Linked DNA regions of Homo sapiens: region 1 is linked to region 2. A link is an interaction called in ENCODE POLR2A ChIA-PET data of the cell type or tissue named here. Cell type or tissue: PC-9. All regions are shown on one strand.

Region 1 (8,000 bases), 240 kb after region 2:
AGCGGGTGTGTGGAGCATCAGGCGACAGAGCGTGGCTGTGTGTCTGCCGGTTTGCAGTGGGGCTGTGTACACAGGCATGAGAGACAGGGAGACAGACACCCTGGGATTGTGTGGTCCAGTGCAGAAGTCAACATGTCCCAGGGGTGTGAGAGGATGCGTGTGTGCGTGTGTGCTGTGAATGTATGGGGAATGTGTGTGAGAGGCTGTCAGTGTGTGGGGGCGTGTATGCCTATTCCCACGTGCCTTCCTGGGTGCTGGCCCTTGCTGTCTTCCTTATTGTGAGGCCTCCCAGGTGAAGACCTCTCCAGCCTGCCTCAGCCCAGCCCCCAGGCCTTTGTGGGACCAGGTCCCCTCTCAGAGCGACATTCCTGCCTGCCGTGGGGTGGGCAGCCCCACAGAGCTGCCTCCTAGGCTGCTGGGGTGATCCCTGGCCAGTGGTGTCAGGTTCCCAGTGCTGAGCCCTCCCTCTGCAACCCTCTGAGGGCCTTTGTTGGAAGTTCAGACACACTTGTCAGGGGGGCGGGTAGAAGGCCACCTCCTAATCGGCTTTCCCAGAAGCTAAAGGAGAATGAGTGATGGGGGTGGAGGGCTCCAGCCCAGAGCAGCTCTGTGGGAAAGAGATGAGGGAAGTGCCCAGCCCTAAAGGGGTCCATTCCCCAGACCCTCTCAGCAGGGGCCCCTTCCCTGAGGGCCCCTAAGGAACCAGACCCCTGAGCTGCAAGAACATTGGCCAAGGCCTAAGAGAAGGGGGAACTACCGGGCGCCATGGCTCAGCCAGGCGGTGGCTCACGCCTGTAATCCCAGCACTTTGGGAAGCAAAGGCAGGTGGATCACCTGAGGTCAAGAGTCTGAGACCAGCCTGGCCAACATGGTGAAACCCGTCTCTACTAAAAATACAAAAAATTAGCCAGGAGTGGTGGTCAGCGCCTGTAGTCCCAGCAACTGGGGAGGCTGAGGCAGGAGAATCCCTTGAACCCGGGAGGTGGAGGTTGCAGTGAGCCAAGACCGCACCATTGCACTCCAGCCTGGGCAACAAGAGCAAAACTCCATCTCAAAAAAAAGAAAGAGAGAACATGGGGAATTTGGAGAGAAGCTTCGGGGAGCCCCCTACCTTTCCCATTTCCCCCACCATGGGCTATCTGAGCACCAACGGCATGCTGGGCCTAGAACTGCTCAGCTTCTCAGCCTCCCCAGTGCCTTCTCCTTTTTACCTCCTCTGAGTCACCCAGGAAGCAGGCTGGACCTGGTTAAAGATTCCTATTCAACAGAATAGGAAACTGCAGACCAGAGAGGGATAGTTATTTGCCCTCAGTAAACAGCAAGCCAGGCTTAGCTCATCCTGGCTCCACCAGTAGCTTCTTCTTCTCTTTGTGGTCAGCGTTTCCCTGAGGTCCCATCCTCTGCTTCTCTCTCTGTAATCTCATTTAGCAACGTGGCTTCATTCACCATCTCCCTGTGACAACCATCAAGGCTAAGAGCATGGATTCTGAGGCCAGCCAGGTTCATCCCTTGGTTGGCCCATGACTAGCTATGTGGCCCCTCAGCAAGTTATTTAACCACTCTGTACCTCAGTTTTCCCATCTGTAAATGAGGATAGTAATAGTACCTACCTCATAGAGTTGTGTAAGGATTAAGTGACTTCTTTTATTTATTATTATTATTATTAATTATTTTTTGAGACAGAGTCTCACTCTGTTGCCCAGGCTGGAGTGCAGTGCTGCAATCTCAGCTCACTGCAATCTCTGCCTCCCGGGTTCAAGCAATTCTTCTGCCTCAGCCTCCTGAGTAGCTGTGAATACAGGTGCCTACCACCACGCCCGGCTAACTTTTGTATTTTTAGTAGAGTCAGGGTTTCACCCTATTGGCCAGGCTGGTCTTGAACTCCTGACCTCATGATATGCCCGCCTCGGCCTCCCAAAGTGCTGGGATTACAGGAGTGGGCCACCATGCCCAGCCAAGTGGCTTCTTACGTGTAAGGTGCCAGGCACAGAGAAAGTCTGTGTCAGCAGCAGAGACAGACCCTACATCTTCCCTTGAATAAATAGAAGTCTCCTCAAATGCAGCAAACAAGACTACCCTGAGCTCAGGATCATTTTCGGACACTCACTCCACTCCAACAGAGTAGGGGTCTCCATCTACCCTATTGCCTGGCCAGAGACTTGAAAGTACCCTTGACCCTCCCCATCCTGCTTAAAATCACCACAACAATTTTCCTTCCGAAATCTCTCATCAATCAGACCCCTGCTCTGCACTCCCTCCCCCAGTCCAGATGGATGCCACCCTCCTCTCACCAGGACGTGACAGATACTGGCCTCCTCTCTGATCTCCTGCCCCCACCTCCTTCTCATGAGCCACCATGCAGCGAAAGTGGGGGTTACTAAAATACGCATAGATCACCCCACTCCCTCACTGGGAATAGCTTCCAGTGCCTCCCACACCCTTGGCCCTTGGGCTTCAGTCCAAGGTCCTTGTTTCCCTCCTCATCCTCACTGGCTGGCACCACCCCCACCATCCTCAAGCCCCACCCAGACAAGTCCCTTGTTCTTTCAGGGCTCAGGGCTTTGGCAAGCTGGCTCAATCCTGCAGCTTTCTATGAGCTATGCCTCTCCCAGGGCACCCTTCTCTTTGACTTCCTGGTGAACACTGGACCCATGAGACTCAGGTCAAAAGTCTCCCTCCCAAGGGGCCTTTCTGATCTCCCTAGACTGAGCTAGGGGTCCTCTTCTGTGCTCCCACAGGTATCCTTTTTTTTGTTTGTTTTTTGTTTTTTGTTTTGAGACAGAGGCTCGCTCTGTCGCCCAGGCTGGAGTGCAGTAGTGCCGTGGCTCATTGCAACCTCCGCCTCCCAGGTTCAAGCAGTTCTTGTGCCTCAGCCTCCCGAGTAGCTGAATAGCTGGGATTACAGGCACACGCCACCACACCTGGCTAATATTTGTTATTTTTAGTAAAGACAGGGTTTTGCCATGTTGGCCAGGCTGGTCTCGAACTCCTGACCTCAGGTGATCTGCCCACCTTGGCCTCCCAAAATGCTGGGATTACAGGCGTGAGCCACTGTGCCCATCCCAAGGTCTCCATTTTTTGAACACCATATCACCCTGTGTTGTAGTGTTTTCCTTACTTGTTTCTATGTAGCCAGCTCCCAGCACAGGCATAGGCATACAGCAGGTGCTCTGTGTATGCTGAGTGCATGAGTGATTTGAACTGCAGTGTTACCAGGGTACCCTTTATGCCAGGGAAGGTGTGTCCCTTGGGGCTGAAGTACGTAGGAGGCAGTCAATGGCTCAGGCCAGGGGAGGGAGCAGTGGGAGATTTGAGGCAGATATTTGATCTCTCAGCCCCTCCCAGGGAGGCAGGGGACAAGGTGAAAGGGAGACGCTCCCCGCCCTAATCCTCAGCCCGCTGGGGAGAGAGGAATGCGTCTCCTGGGGTGGACCTGGGAAGTGGGGAGGTCAGGGCCCGCCCCTGGGAAGCCTAGCAGACAGCTGCCTGCATACATTCAGGTCTGCTGGGTTCTCCTACCAGGAAATCCGCAGACAGAGGAGACTGTCACCTCCCCTAAACCTCAGCCAGGTGCATGCACCACCTCTTCTGGCTCTTGGCCCTGCGCCGGCACTCTGGAGCACCGGGGAAGAAGGTGGAGCCAAAGCAGCCAGGACTGAGCAGAGATCTCTTGTCTTCTTTTTCTTGAAATGCAGCTGGAGGGACCAGGGTTTCACAGCAAGAACTTCCTGGCTGTGCATTTTTTCTGCACTTATTGCCTATATGTACGGTCTTGCCGTCTATCTCGCGCTGTCTCTCCTGCTCATCGTGAATGTGCTCGTACACACACAGATGCAAGCAGACACTTAGGAATTCATAGCACAGGTTCTCAGACCTGCAGATAGACTTATAACAACACAGACACACCCCAGCGCACCATGGCAGAAAGCCCTCCTTCATCCTCTGCTTGCTCACCTCTGAGGACAGAGCTCACAGCCTCTGAAGGCTTCCCTTTCCACTGGAAAATAGCTCTGGCTGTAGATCCAAATGTCTCTTCTTACCACTCCCCTTTGGCCCTGGCTTACTTGCAGTTTTCCACAGAGTCCCCTGCCTCTCTCTGTCCTGCAGACCCATCCGTCTCCCAAGCTACACTGAATACTCCCAGGCATTGCTTGTCTCAGGCGTCCCATGTCCCAGGCTACTCTGCCACTTGTGTTTGGGTGAGGTCCAAACAGCCTAGAGAAGATGGAACTGTCTCCCATTATCTGCTCCCCTGCAGCCACTCCAGAGTGGCATCCCGGCTGCAGATTAGTAAGGGCCACAGAGAGAGCTACACAGTCAGTGTGACAATGGCCAATAGTGCAGTAGGTCCGCCTCCCTCCCCACTGGCCATGGCATCAGAGGGGCAGTGAACAGACCTGGAGACACTGCCTGCTCAGGCCACTGCGGGCATCTCTGGGAATGAACATGGACTGAGGTCTGGGCTGCTGGGTTCTCTTTTATTCGCCAAGTAAGACAAAGAACAGGTCACAACATCACAGGGAATGAGACTGACAGAAGGACAGATACACAGAGTGTCATGCAGCACTACACAGGGGGCAGGCGAGGGGACAGGCAGGGGTGAATTAAGTCTTGTTTTTTTCCACTAACAGAATAAATAAATACAGTACACAGTGTCTTTGCCATGGGCTGGCACGACCTCTAAGCACAAATGGTCACAAAACAGCTGGTTTGGAAAGCAGTCTGTAGAGCCCACCAGCCTTGGAGTTGGGGTTGGGATCCGGGCCCCTGGACCATGCTCTGAGGGAGTGAGGAAACAGAGAAATGGAGACTCAGACAGCAGGGAGAGGCCAGGCATGAGGCATTCCTGGAAGGGACAGTCAGAGCTTGAGCCTCTGGCTTTCAGGCCCAGGTTGGCCCAGCAGGCCTGGGAGGGGCTCCAGCATCAGGTGTGGTGGGCCTGTACCCTCTGCCCACAAGAAGGGAAGCGCGGTGCTGCTTACAAGCGTGCTCAGAGGAGATGCACGGTGCCGCTTACCAGTGTGCTTGGAGGAGACACAGGTGTCCTCTCCTCTTGCTCTCCAGCTGCTTTCAGTACCCAAGGCTGGTGCCCTAAACTTGAGAGCCCTCCGAGGGCAGGGACCACATGTACCTTCCCTGCCTTCTCTGGCAGATTTGGGTCAATTGAATGGGACAAGTGTTAACAAACATCTGAGGGAAGCTCGGCTGCTCCTAAGGTGGGCCTGCCTCCAGCCATGACAGAACATTGCCCCTTAGGAGTTCAGGGGAGGCTTCCTGGAGGAGGTAGTGATATCTAAGGCTGTTGGATTCCAAGGCCTAGTGACAGTCACTTGTACCCAGGAACTGACAAAAAGCTTCAGCCTAAAAGCAGCTAGGAAGCTTCCCATACCTATCCAGATGATTATTTTTTGTTTTAGAAACAGAACTTCCTGGGGCTAATCCCAGAGGACAGTTGATGGGCTATTGGCCACAAAATCCCTCCCAAACCAAAAACCTCCTCTGTCACTCCTGGAATCTGCCAACCTCCCACAGCGCTGCCTAAGTCTCTCCTCTGATGCCCCCATGGCTGGTGGATTCCCCTTCCAAATTCCAGACCCCAGCAAGAGACCTGAGGATTTGGAAACCCTCAAATGCCTGTCTTGGTGCTTGCCACATGTAGGTGTGGTCTTTAGCCTGGATTCCAGGCCCCTTAGCCCCACCTCTCGTGAAGCCAGCCACCCCCTTCCCATGGTCTACTGAGTCTCATCTCTGCTGCTTTGTTCAAACACTTCTCCTGGCCTAGACTACCATCCTGCTCACTTTTTTCCTGTCCAAAGCCTTCTCCATCTGCCCCAGCCTAGGCTGACCCCCATCAAGGGTGATGGGCATTGACTTCTCTGCAAAGCAATTCAACCAGGACACCAACAGAACCTCTCTCTTCCCACTGGGAGAGGAGACAAGCCTTAGCAATCTTTACCCTGGCTTTCAGATAGATCAACTTCTTTAAGCAGGGTTTGGAGTGTTCAGTGGTGAGCCACCAAGAGTTGGGGAGCATGACCAAGAATCTGTCCAAGCCATCACCTCCCACTGCCCAGAGCCCCTGAGATCATGAAAAGGTATGAAAATGGAGTGACTCCAGAGGCTGGCACTGGAACTCAAGATCAAATCCAGATTGCCTGAACTAGAAGGGACCCATTATGCCTATGGGGAAACTGAGGCAGTGTCTACAGTGAGGCTTGTGTGTACAACACCCCTTGCTCCACAGAAAGGCAATAGTAATTTCCTACTTCATATATTGTGCTTTTGAGAACCTTCTGTTGTCAATTTAACTAAAAACTTCTGTGTTACAAGGTTGCGAGCAAATGCAGAATGTAGAGCTGGCTAGGACCTTACAGGCCATCTAACCCAGACAGGGAAACAGACCCAGAGAGGCTACAGGCTTGCCCAAGGTCACACAGCTTTTATTTATTTTTTTTTTTTTTTTGAGATGGAGTCTCACTCCGTCGCCCAGGCTGGAGTGCAGTGGCATGATCTCGGCTCACTGCAACTTCCACCTCCCAGATTGCAGCAATCCTCCCAACTCAGCCTCCCAAGTAGCTGGGATTACAGGCATGTGCCACCACGCCCAGCTAATTTTTGTATTATTATTAGTTTCACATGTTAGCCAGGCTGGTCTTGAACTCCTGACCTCAGGTGATTGCCTGCCTTGGCCTCCCAAAGTGCTGGGATTACAGGTGTGAGCCACCATGCCCAGCCGGTCACACAGCTTTGAAAGGGAGTTTGCTGAGCTGGGTTTCCTGGCTATGAACAGGAACACACTTTTCCATTCCAGTGACTAGCTGGAGGGAAGCCCTTACTTCCATAATTGGCTCTGGGACAGGAAGCCTACAGAAGCCTGAGCCTATGTGCTGCTATATGCTTTGCACGCACCGTGCTCAGGAGCAGAGTTCAACCTTCATTCCTGGTCAGCCGTACCCCTGCCTTGGACAGTATCTGCTGAACGTGGAGGCTCAGCTTGTGGGAGAAGAGCACCAGCCCTGCTGTCTCTGAGAGCACCTCTTCCCCTGCTGCTGCTCTCCATCCAGGGAAGTCTCACCAAAGAGAGCTCTAGAGCCCTGTGGTCAGTCCTGGCTGAACTGTGTCACCGGGCCTCTGTCTTGGGAAGACTTACAGGCAGGAATGCTGGCCATTCTACTGCCTTCCCAGATTAACTACTGCCTCCTCAATCTTGGGAATGAGGACCTCAAAATTGAGAAGAGAGAAGAGAAAGTAATTCATGACGCCTTCTAGATGCCAGCCTGGGCAGGGGTGGGAGTGGGAGCCAGTGCCACCTCCTGCCTGCAGCTCCAGATCCCCAGAGTCTCCAGCTAGGGCCTTGTTGCTTCTATTGGGCATAGAAAGGAACAGCTTCCTAGAGAGGCCGCAGGTGCAGGGAGGCAGGCAGGGCAGAAGGAAGGGAATAGAAGGAGAGCAACGGGAAGTCGCAAAATTACTAAAACCAAAACCAGCCACAACCCCAAACAAAATATAGCTCAAGAACTGATGATACCAACACAGCCAACACCAAAGGAAGAAACCAGGGGCAGCGGGAGAGACAAGGAGAAAGATCAAGGGTGGAGAATACAGAGGCTGGGCCGAGACGGGGGCAGGGACCAGGACAGAGACAGGAAGAGGGAGATCAAGGGAAGAAGGAAGGAGAGAGAAGGAGAAACAGAAGGGATGGCTGGAGTGAGCCGCGGAGGCTGCAGGGAGGGGTGGCAGGGAAGAAGAGATGGGAGTGGGGCAGGGGGCCTGGGGCAGGCAGGAGCCTGAAAATATAGCTTTATATATTTATATTTATATCTCACATTCCACACGTAGACTTACTAGGGGGCAGAAGGATAGGGAGAAAAGGGAGGAGGTGCTATTGAGATGAGGATCTAGCCAGGGAGAGCCTCTCACTTCTCCGAGGGAAGCTTGGGGCACCCCAGCCTCTCACCTCCTCCCTATTCGGCCTCCATGGGGTCCAGGCAGGGCCATGC
Region 2 (8,000 bases):
AAAACCCAGGTGTGGTGGTATGTGCCTGTCATCCTAGCTACTCTGGAGGCAAAGGTGGGAGAATTGCTTGAGCCTGAGAGGTCAAGGATGCAGTAAACCGTGATCGCACTACTGCACTCAAGCCTGGACAACAACAGAGTGAGACCTTGTCAAAAAAACAAAAGAAGAAGAAAGAAAGAAAGAAAAAAAGGAAGGAAGGAAGGAAGAAAGAAAGGAAGGAAGGAAGGAAAAAAATAGAGAGCAACCAAAAAGGAAGCCATCATGTCTTTTATCATTTGTCTCAGTTTGTCTCAGATGTGATGTGTCATCACTTCTGCCATATTCTATTAGTCACACAGTTGCAGCCTGGTACAATGTGGCAGGAGCTACACAAGGATATAAGTTCCAGGAGGCAGAGACATTAAGATCCATCTTAGAGGCTGACTACTATACCCTGCACCAGACCATTAAATGTTGGTGGCTGCAGGGTTCTGTCTCAGGCCTCCTGCCCTTTTCCTCTGCATTCTCTCTGGGGACAATTCCCCATTCCCACCTGTATGCCAACAATTCTCAAGTGTATATTTCCTGCCCAAACCACTCCTCTAAACTCTATATATCCACATTCAGGCTTGACATCCCCACTCACCTGTGTTCCAGGCACTGCAAACTCAATGTTCTTACCCCCAACTGAAACTGTTCCTCACCTGCGTACCACATCTCAGTGAATGGCCCCACTATCCACTACTTTTCTCAGAGTAGCATTTGGAATGCAATCTGTCAGGATGTTCAGCAGACTGCACTTTCCAAAGAGCTCTCAAATCCATCCACTTCTTTCCATCCCACTACTATTGCCTAAGTGTACCCCACTATCATATTTACATGAACTACTGCAATGGTCTCCTAACGGGTCCTCCCAAATCTGCTCTGGCTTCTGTCAGATGCATACCCCATGCCACAACCAGTAGTATTTCCAGAGTGCAGATTTGGCCACATCACTCCTCTGCTTAAACCTCTTCTATGGCTTCCCTTGCCCTTCAGCCAAAGGGGAAGTCCTTAACTCAGCCCTCATGGAACTGCTCAATCCAGCGACTGCTCCCCACCCAGCTTATGCTCTCCCTCCACCCTCCCTTGATACTGCCTCCAACTCAGGTCTTCCAGAGCACACTGCTCCTTGTTGCCTTCAGGCTTTCCCACATATTCCTCCCTCAGCCAGAAATCCTCTTTCCTTTCTCTTTGAAAAGTCTGAGTTATCTTTCAGTTTAAACATTGCTTCCTCCAGGAAAGTTTCTATGAATTCCTGAAAAAAAAAAAAAAAGCTGAGTTCAGCTGTTTTCTGTACTTTTGCAAGAACTTGCACTTATTTTTTATAACTCTCAGCAATTATTTTCACTTGCTTGTTCAATGCCTGTATCCCCGACTAGAATTTAAGCTCCATGAGGAGAGGGATTATGACTGTCTTCTTCCACTACTATCTCCACAGCACTTAATAAATACTAGTTGAATAAAAGAGGAAGTGAAGAAGAACACTGGGTGCAGAGCCACCAAGAAATCTGCAAGGACGAAAAGTATCCCTAGGATTCTGGATTTAGGAAGTCATTGGTGACCTTGGAAAGCACCATGTCAGTGGAGATGGGGGTAGAAGCATGAGTACAGGATGTTGGTAGAGACAAGAAGTCAGGGTATATAGACAACTCTTCCAAGACCTATAGATAAGAAGTGGAGGGCAGATATCTGGGTGGTATTTGGAAGGAATGTGGTGTCAGGTGAGTGTTTTGGGATTTGGCAAGTGCTGGGGGGACTTGGACAAGCTTACAGGCTGGAGAGAAGATAGAAAGCAGAGAAGAGAGGGGATGAACAATGACACAAGCCCAGGAGAAGTAGGAAGGATGGAGTCTATGTCACATGTGGAGAGTTGGCCTTAAACAGGAGGAGGGACTCTTCACCCTCTGAAGTTGGGGGAAAGGAGCTGGGGATGGGTATATTAGGTTATTCTTGTATTGCTATAAATACTTGAGACTGGGTAATTTATAAATAAAAGAGTTTTCATTGGATCATCATTCTGAAGACTTTACGGGACACATGGTGCTGGCATCTGCTTGGCTTCTGGTGAAGCTTCAAGGAGATTTTTACTCACAGCCAAAGGTGAAGGAGGCACAGTCCAAATCAACAGCCTCCTATAAATTTTATTTAACAGTAAGGAGCAAGAAACTAAAGAATACCAATGCATATTTGAAAAGGAATCAAATACAACTTCTAAAAATGAAAAACATACCAATTAAAATTAAAAATTGAATAGATAATTTTAATAACAGATAAAACTATGCTAAAGGGAGAATTATAAACTAGAAGAGAAATATAAGAAAATGTTCTACAATATAGCACAGAGGTTTTTTTTAATACAGGAAATTAACTAATAAGCATGCAGAAAAACTGAAAAGAGCTAATCTACATTTGATCAGAGTTCTAGAATAAGCAGAGAGAGTGCAAGGAAAAGAGACAATTTGAAGAAATAATAAGTGAGAATTTTCAGAACTAATAAAAGACAACAATCTTCAGATTCAAGTCTTTAATAAATTCTAAATGAATTAAATCAAAAAAGAAATCCACATCTCAATACATCATAGTGAATCTGAAGAAAAAAAGATGATCACCAATAAAAGAAGAACAAATTTTTTTGGAGACAGGATCTTACTCTGTTACCCAGGCTGGAGTGCAGTGGTATGATCACAGCTCACTGCAGCCTTGACCTTCCAGGCTCAATCGACCCTCCCACCTCAGCCTTCCTGAGTAGTTGGAACTACAGGAAATAAGCCTGACTTATTTCCCTATTTTTTGTAGAGACAAAGTCTCGCTATGTTGCCAGGCTGGTCTCAAACTCCTGGGCTCAAGGAAGCCTCCAACCTTGGCCTCCCAAAGTGCTGGAATTAAAGACATGAGCCACTGCATGTAGCCAAAGGAAGAACAATTAGACTAGTGACTTTCTTATCAACAGCAACAGTGTAACCAGAAGATGTAGAATAACTTCAAAGTCTAAAAGAAAATAACTGTCAGCCTAGATTTGTATATGGAGAAAAATTATCTTTCAAGAATAAGGAAGAAACAAAGACATTGTCAGGTAAATATTAAGCTGAGAGTTTGTCACCAACAGACCCTCACCAAAGAAAAGTCTAAAGAATATAATTCAAAAAAGAAGGCCGGTCCCAGAAGGAAAGTCTGAATTGCAATGGTGAGTAGAGAAAGTGGCAAATGCACAGGTAAATTTAAATAAACATTGACTGTGTAAAACAACAATAATAATGTCTGTGGAATTTTTTTTTAAAGATAGAACTAAAATAGCCAACAGTAATCATATATAGGCCTGGGGGGAGAGTTAAAGTGTTCAAAGGTCCTTGAATTTTCAGAAGGGAACAAAGTATCCATAATTTAAATTTAATTTATTTAATTTATCTAATTAAATAAACTTTAACTTTAGACTTTGTTATCTGAGGTATGCATGTTAAAACTCCTAAGTAGCCACTTGAAAATATGATTTTGAAACTTTCAAACTTGTAGGTATTAGATGGATTGAGAAAATATTTCAATCACTCTAAAAGAAAGCAAGGAAAGTAAGAAAAAGAAACACAGAAAGGTGGGGCAAATAGTACAAAATAAAATGGAAGAAAGATGATAGGACCCCTGGCGAAGGGAGTGGAGGGTAAGGGGGCAATGTTGGACTCAGCTGAGTAAGGGGAGAGTAGCGGAAGGGCTACAGATGCATACAATCATGGTGTGTCAGCCCACCCCCATTAATCTTCAAGAGCCTCCCACCAATGCATTCCTCAGATATACAATTTAAGAAAAGCATAGTACTTGCTATAAAAATGCAGAAAACAAGTGCTCTAGGTACTCCCCACCCCACTCCCAAAACATACCACTCATTCCAACCAGGGTTCTTGTGAATATTAAATGCTATCATCTAATTTGCAAGTGCATAGATAGAAGGTGCTCTGGACATGTTAGTGGAAATTCCATTGGGTTTCCCCTGAACTACAAGACAGAGCTCAGCCAACTGTAGGGATTCATCAAAAATGTAACAGGCTTGGTATCAGATGCAATGAAAGAAAAATGTCAACATGCCACACTGCCTGGAGACACAGAAGGGACAAGAGAACAGGAGCTAGCAGTTTAAAAACTCTCAGCATGCCATGGCCATTACACAACCAACCTGCCAAGGAGGTATCTCTGAGCTATGAGTGAGCTCCCCACTATCTCATAGCAAGCAGGGGCTGGGGCTCCCATCAGTAGGGGAGAGGAAGGTAACTAAGTCAATGCTTTCAGAAGCTCCTTCCTCTCTAGTTCAGGGAACAGGACTCACTTTTGAGCCAGATGGTGGCAGGTGACCCAATCTCCCGCAAGGACAACCAAGAATTGCTGGCACAGGTGCAGGTCGGGGCAGGTAATCAAATTAACAGAGCTCAGGTTACAGTAATACCATCCTGTGGGTTCTGCCCCTGCCCTTTGGCAGCTCAGGTGATTAGCACTCAGGCTTAGGATGAATTTCAAAAATGCGAAGGCTTGCTAAGTACCTTTGTCTCCCTGTTTGGTCTCCCACCCTGCCCTGGGAACAGCTCTGTTTTTGTGGTCAGGAAACACTGCCTGGCCCTCAGGCTTGGTGGTAGAAGCTGAGCACCTTTAGAAAAAGAGCTGTGCTCAGAACCTTGTTTGCTCTGACAAACTGCTTAATTGTATTAAGCAGTTGTTTTCACTTAACATCCTGTTAAGCAGGAGGAGTGGGGCTGTTTTGGCGACCTGGGTCAGAACCACACCAGCAGAATGACTCTGGGGCCAGAAATTAGAAAACAGTGGATGGAGGAGTGAGTGGATAGAAGAGTGAGTGGGAGGTAAGGAATGTGAACAGTGGTAAGTATTGCAGGATCTGGCCAGCAGCCCGCAATGCAATGGGGCTCTCTTTGTTCCCAGGTGATTGGCAGGTGGAGAAATAATAGACACACACAAAATAGTGAAAGCTGGGTCCAGGGGAGTCACCGCCTTCTGGTCCCTTGGTGCCACCAATGCACTGGATATACCAGCATTTATTATTAAGTTTAGTGAGGGTGGGGGTAGGTTAGTGAGGGATTTAGGGTCATTTGATTATGAGGTGAGATGGTCACATGGGGATGAAGTAATTTTTTAACATAACATCTGTATGCAGAAGTACATTATACAGAGATAAGAATTTACAATATAGTGTGTGCATCAGTAATTTCTAGCAGAGCCTTAAAACAGAAACACAGGCTTTCCATAACCTATGATTAGCAAGATATTAATCAGCAGTAACAGTTGCAGCAAAAGCTGGTTACAAACAATCCATAGAAACAGGACGTCAAGCTAGACAACCGGTTAGACCAGAAATTCTCAGAAGGGAGTATGCCTTAACCCTAAAGAGGCCTAGAAGAGCCGTGGCAAGATGAGGGCATTTATAGCCCTATCTTATCCATATGGACAGGCGCCCCTCATGCGTCCATTTATACGCTCTCCACCAGGGTGGCATTCCATTCCCAGAGCTATGAACATCTGCTTTTCTGGGATAGGAGTCTTGGTGATGTGAAACCTCCCTGACTGCACGTCCATTCATAGGCTCTCTGCAGGGGGAAGCACATCACGCACTGTTGGCTCATTCTGGCAGTCCAAGCTGGCATTGTCTTTACACAATCCTGCATGCAATTTTGTATTTACAATAATCAGGAGCATTTCATCTTTTATTCCGTAGCAATAGTTTCAGGGGGTCTCCCTACAGGTAAGGAATGTGAGTAGGAGGTAAGGAATGTGAACATCAACAACAAACTCTTCTGAGTATGGCTGTGAAGGGGAGTAACAGAGGAGCATCAAGGGTCCAGGGAAGGCTTCCCTACTTTAAAAATGGAGAGACCTGAGCATTTTTACATGCCAAAAGGAATAAGGTGGTGACTATAGGACGGAGGTGGAAATAAGAGATGGATCCAGGTCCCAACATGCAGGAGAACAAGAGGACTATGGTGCCAAACTAGCCAGGCCCAGGTGAAGCAGAGGCAGGAGAGTGGGGTAGGTGAGGATTGGGCTCTGAGAATGCTCCTCAGGGTGGAAGGAGACAGGCCTTGGGCAGAGGAGAGGCTGCCCTGAGCGGGAGAAGTGACTAGGAAATGGTGGCCAGCTGGAGAAGCCTAGGGACAATCAAGAGAACGGACGCAGAGAAGAGTAGGGGCTGGGCGCTGGCCATATCCGGGGGGAGAGAAGCCACCCTTAGCAGGTGGGCAGAGCCTATGAGGACTCTCATAGTGTTCCCAGACTGAACCAAGGGTCAGGCTGCTTATTCTCATGGCCCAATAACAAGATGCAGGTGAAATGGGAAAGAAGGGAGTTTATTTCTGTAACTGGGTACAGGGAGAAGGCCAGGAAAATATCACCAGACCAACTCAAAATTACAAAGTTTTCCAAAGCTTATACACCTTCTAAGCTATATGTCTACGTGTAAGTGTGCATTCATCTAAAGACATATGTGATTAACTTCTTTTAATCTATAACTGAGATCTGAGTCCTGAAGACCTTCCTCTGGAGCCTCAGTAAATTTACTTAATCTAATGGGTCCAGGTGCTGCGGTGATTACCCTTATCATGTCTCCTGCTAAATCATGGAGGTTTGAGGAGTTCCTTTAGTCCCCAATAAAGCTAGTTTGTGGAGGTCTGGGGAGTTCCTTCAGACCCCCAATAAAACTTGTTTAATCCTAAAGAGGTCCTGTTAAGAATTCCTTCATTATCTTGTCATGCTTCAAGGTCCAGGAAAGGCCTAGGCAAAACTCTTGGTGGGCTTTTGTTACATTCCAGCCTTTGTATGAGGGCACTGGCTCTATCAGCTTTTAATATTTAACCACTCAGTCAGTGCTAAAACGGTTGTCATGGAGGCCTGCCTGCTCAGCTATTAGTGAGACCTGGCCTGCCACAATCGCAACCTGGATGGAAAGCTCAGCCCAGTGACCAGTGACAGGGAGTCTGAGCCTCCATCAGGAGCTCATCTTCATCCTTCAAGGCCCAGCCTGGGAAACCTTCCCAGTCCACCTCCACCCAAAGCAGAGTGAACCCCTCCCTCCTGAGAGCCCCCACAGCCTTCTCTTGATCATTGCAATCCCTAGGTTAGGAATAACGCTCGAAATCCTAAGGAAATTGAACACTCGAACAAAGGATTCTTAGCAAAGCAATTTTACTTCTGCGTAGAGGGGTGCTTCCTTGGCAGTTGCCATGAGAGCACACCTGAACAAAGGGCATGGGAGCCTTTATTCCTGATGCAAGTCCTGCCCCTGTACTCTTTCCCCATTGGCCAGGGTCGGTTCATACAATCTAAACTAATCCCAGTTGGCTAAACATTTGATTTTTTTTAGATAGGATGGGCACATAAAAGAAAGTGGAGAGGAAGGAAGTAATGAGCTGGAAAGTTAGTCCTCTTTCCAAATAAGGAAAGGAATGTGAGCTGGTACTGATAACCCTTGGTACTGAGGCGTGCCTGGGCATCTAACAAAGGCAAAAAGGAAAAAGGAGAAAAAAAAGGTGGGGGTGGGTACTAGAATTAAAGAATAAAATATTGATCAGATTATTTGAAGAGAAACCTCATCATATCCCACAACTACAATAATGCCTGGAGCACCAAGATATTTAGACATGTTGATTTTTTTTCACTTTAACCATCATAACACACTCTCCATAGATAGGAATTATCATCCTCATTTACCAAAGGGGGAAACTGAGCCTCAAAGCGTTAAAGACAGTTGCCCAAGGCAATTCAGCCAGGACTTACCCGGGTGACCCTGGCCACAAAGCCCATCCTTTCCACTTTGCCACTGTGTTAGAACCACATAGGAATGGAGTCCAGTCCGTCTCCACCAACAGACCCGGAATGGTACTTATGGAGAGTATTTGTGGAGGAGAATCTAGAGACAGGTCATGTAGTCCAATCCTTTCATTATATAGATAAGAATATCTATAATATGCTGATAATATCTATCACAGGTAAGG

The links. Peaks named below come from ENCODE experiments on the same cell type or tissue, not always from the same donor. Only the 100,000 strongest peaks of a DNase experiment are listed, where the experiment ranks them.
Region 1: POLR2A ChIA-PET joins it to region 2 with 8 read pairs; 2 of 35 experiments call an interaction of 5 or more read pairs at or near these places.

The regions. Positions count from the first base shown.
Region 1 is chr1:46,512,676-46,520,675 of GRCh38, reverse strand. It overlaps DMBX1 (diencephalon/mesencephalon homeobox 1), which reads right to left. Exons shown (of 6, transcript NM_172225.2): 6 at 4,460-8,000. Among named protein-coding and RNA genes, the nearest start is that of TMEM275, 19 kb to the left of the region's middle. RefSeq lists an enhancer at 2,888-3,739. In PC-9, a CTCF peak has its summit at 3,180; DNase peaks (open chromatin) are centred at 455 and 3,435; H3K4me3 peaks cover 1,231 bases; H3K27ac peaks cover 2,267 bases.
Region 2 is chr1:46,754,266-46,762,265 of GRCh38, reverse strand. No RefSeq gene overlaps it. Among named protein-coding and RNA genes, the nearest start is that of EFCAB14, 39 kb to the right of the region's middle. In PC-9, no CTCF peak of the experiment used is centred here; DNase peaks (open chromatin) are centred at 4,495, 4,875, 5,292 and 7,365; H3K4me3 peaks cover 1,723 bases; H3K27ac peaks cover 4,458 bases.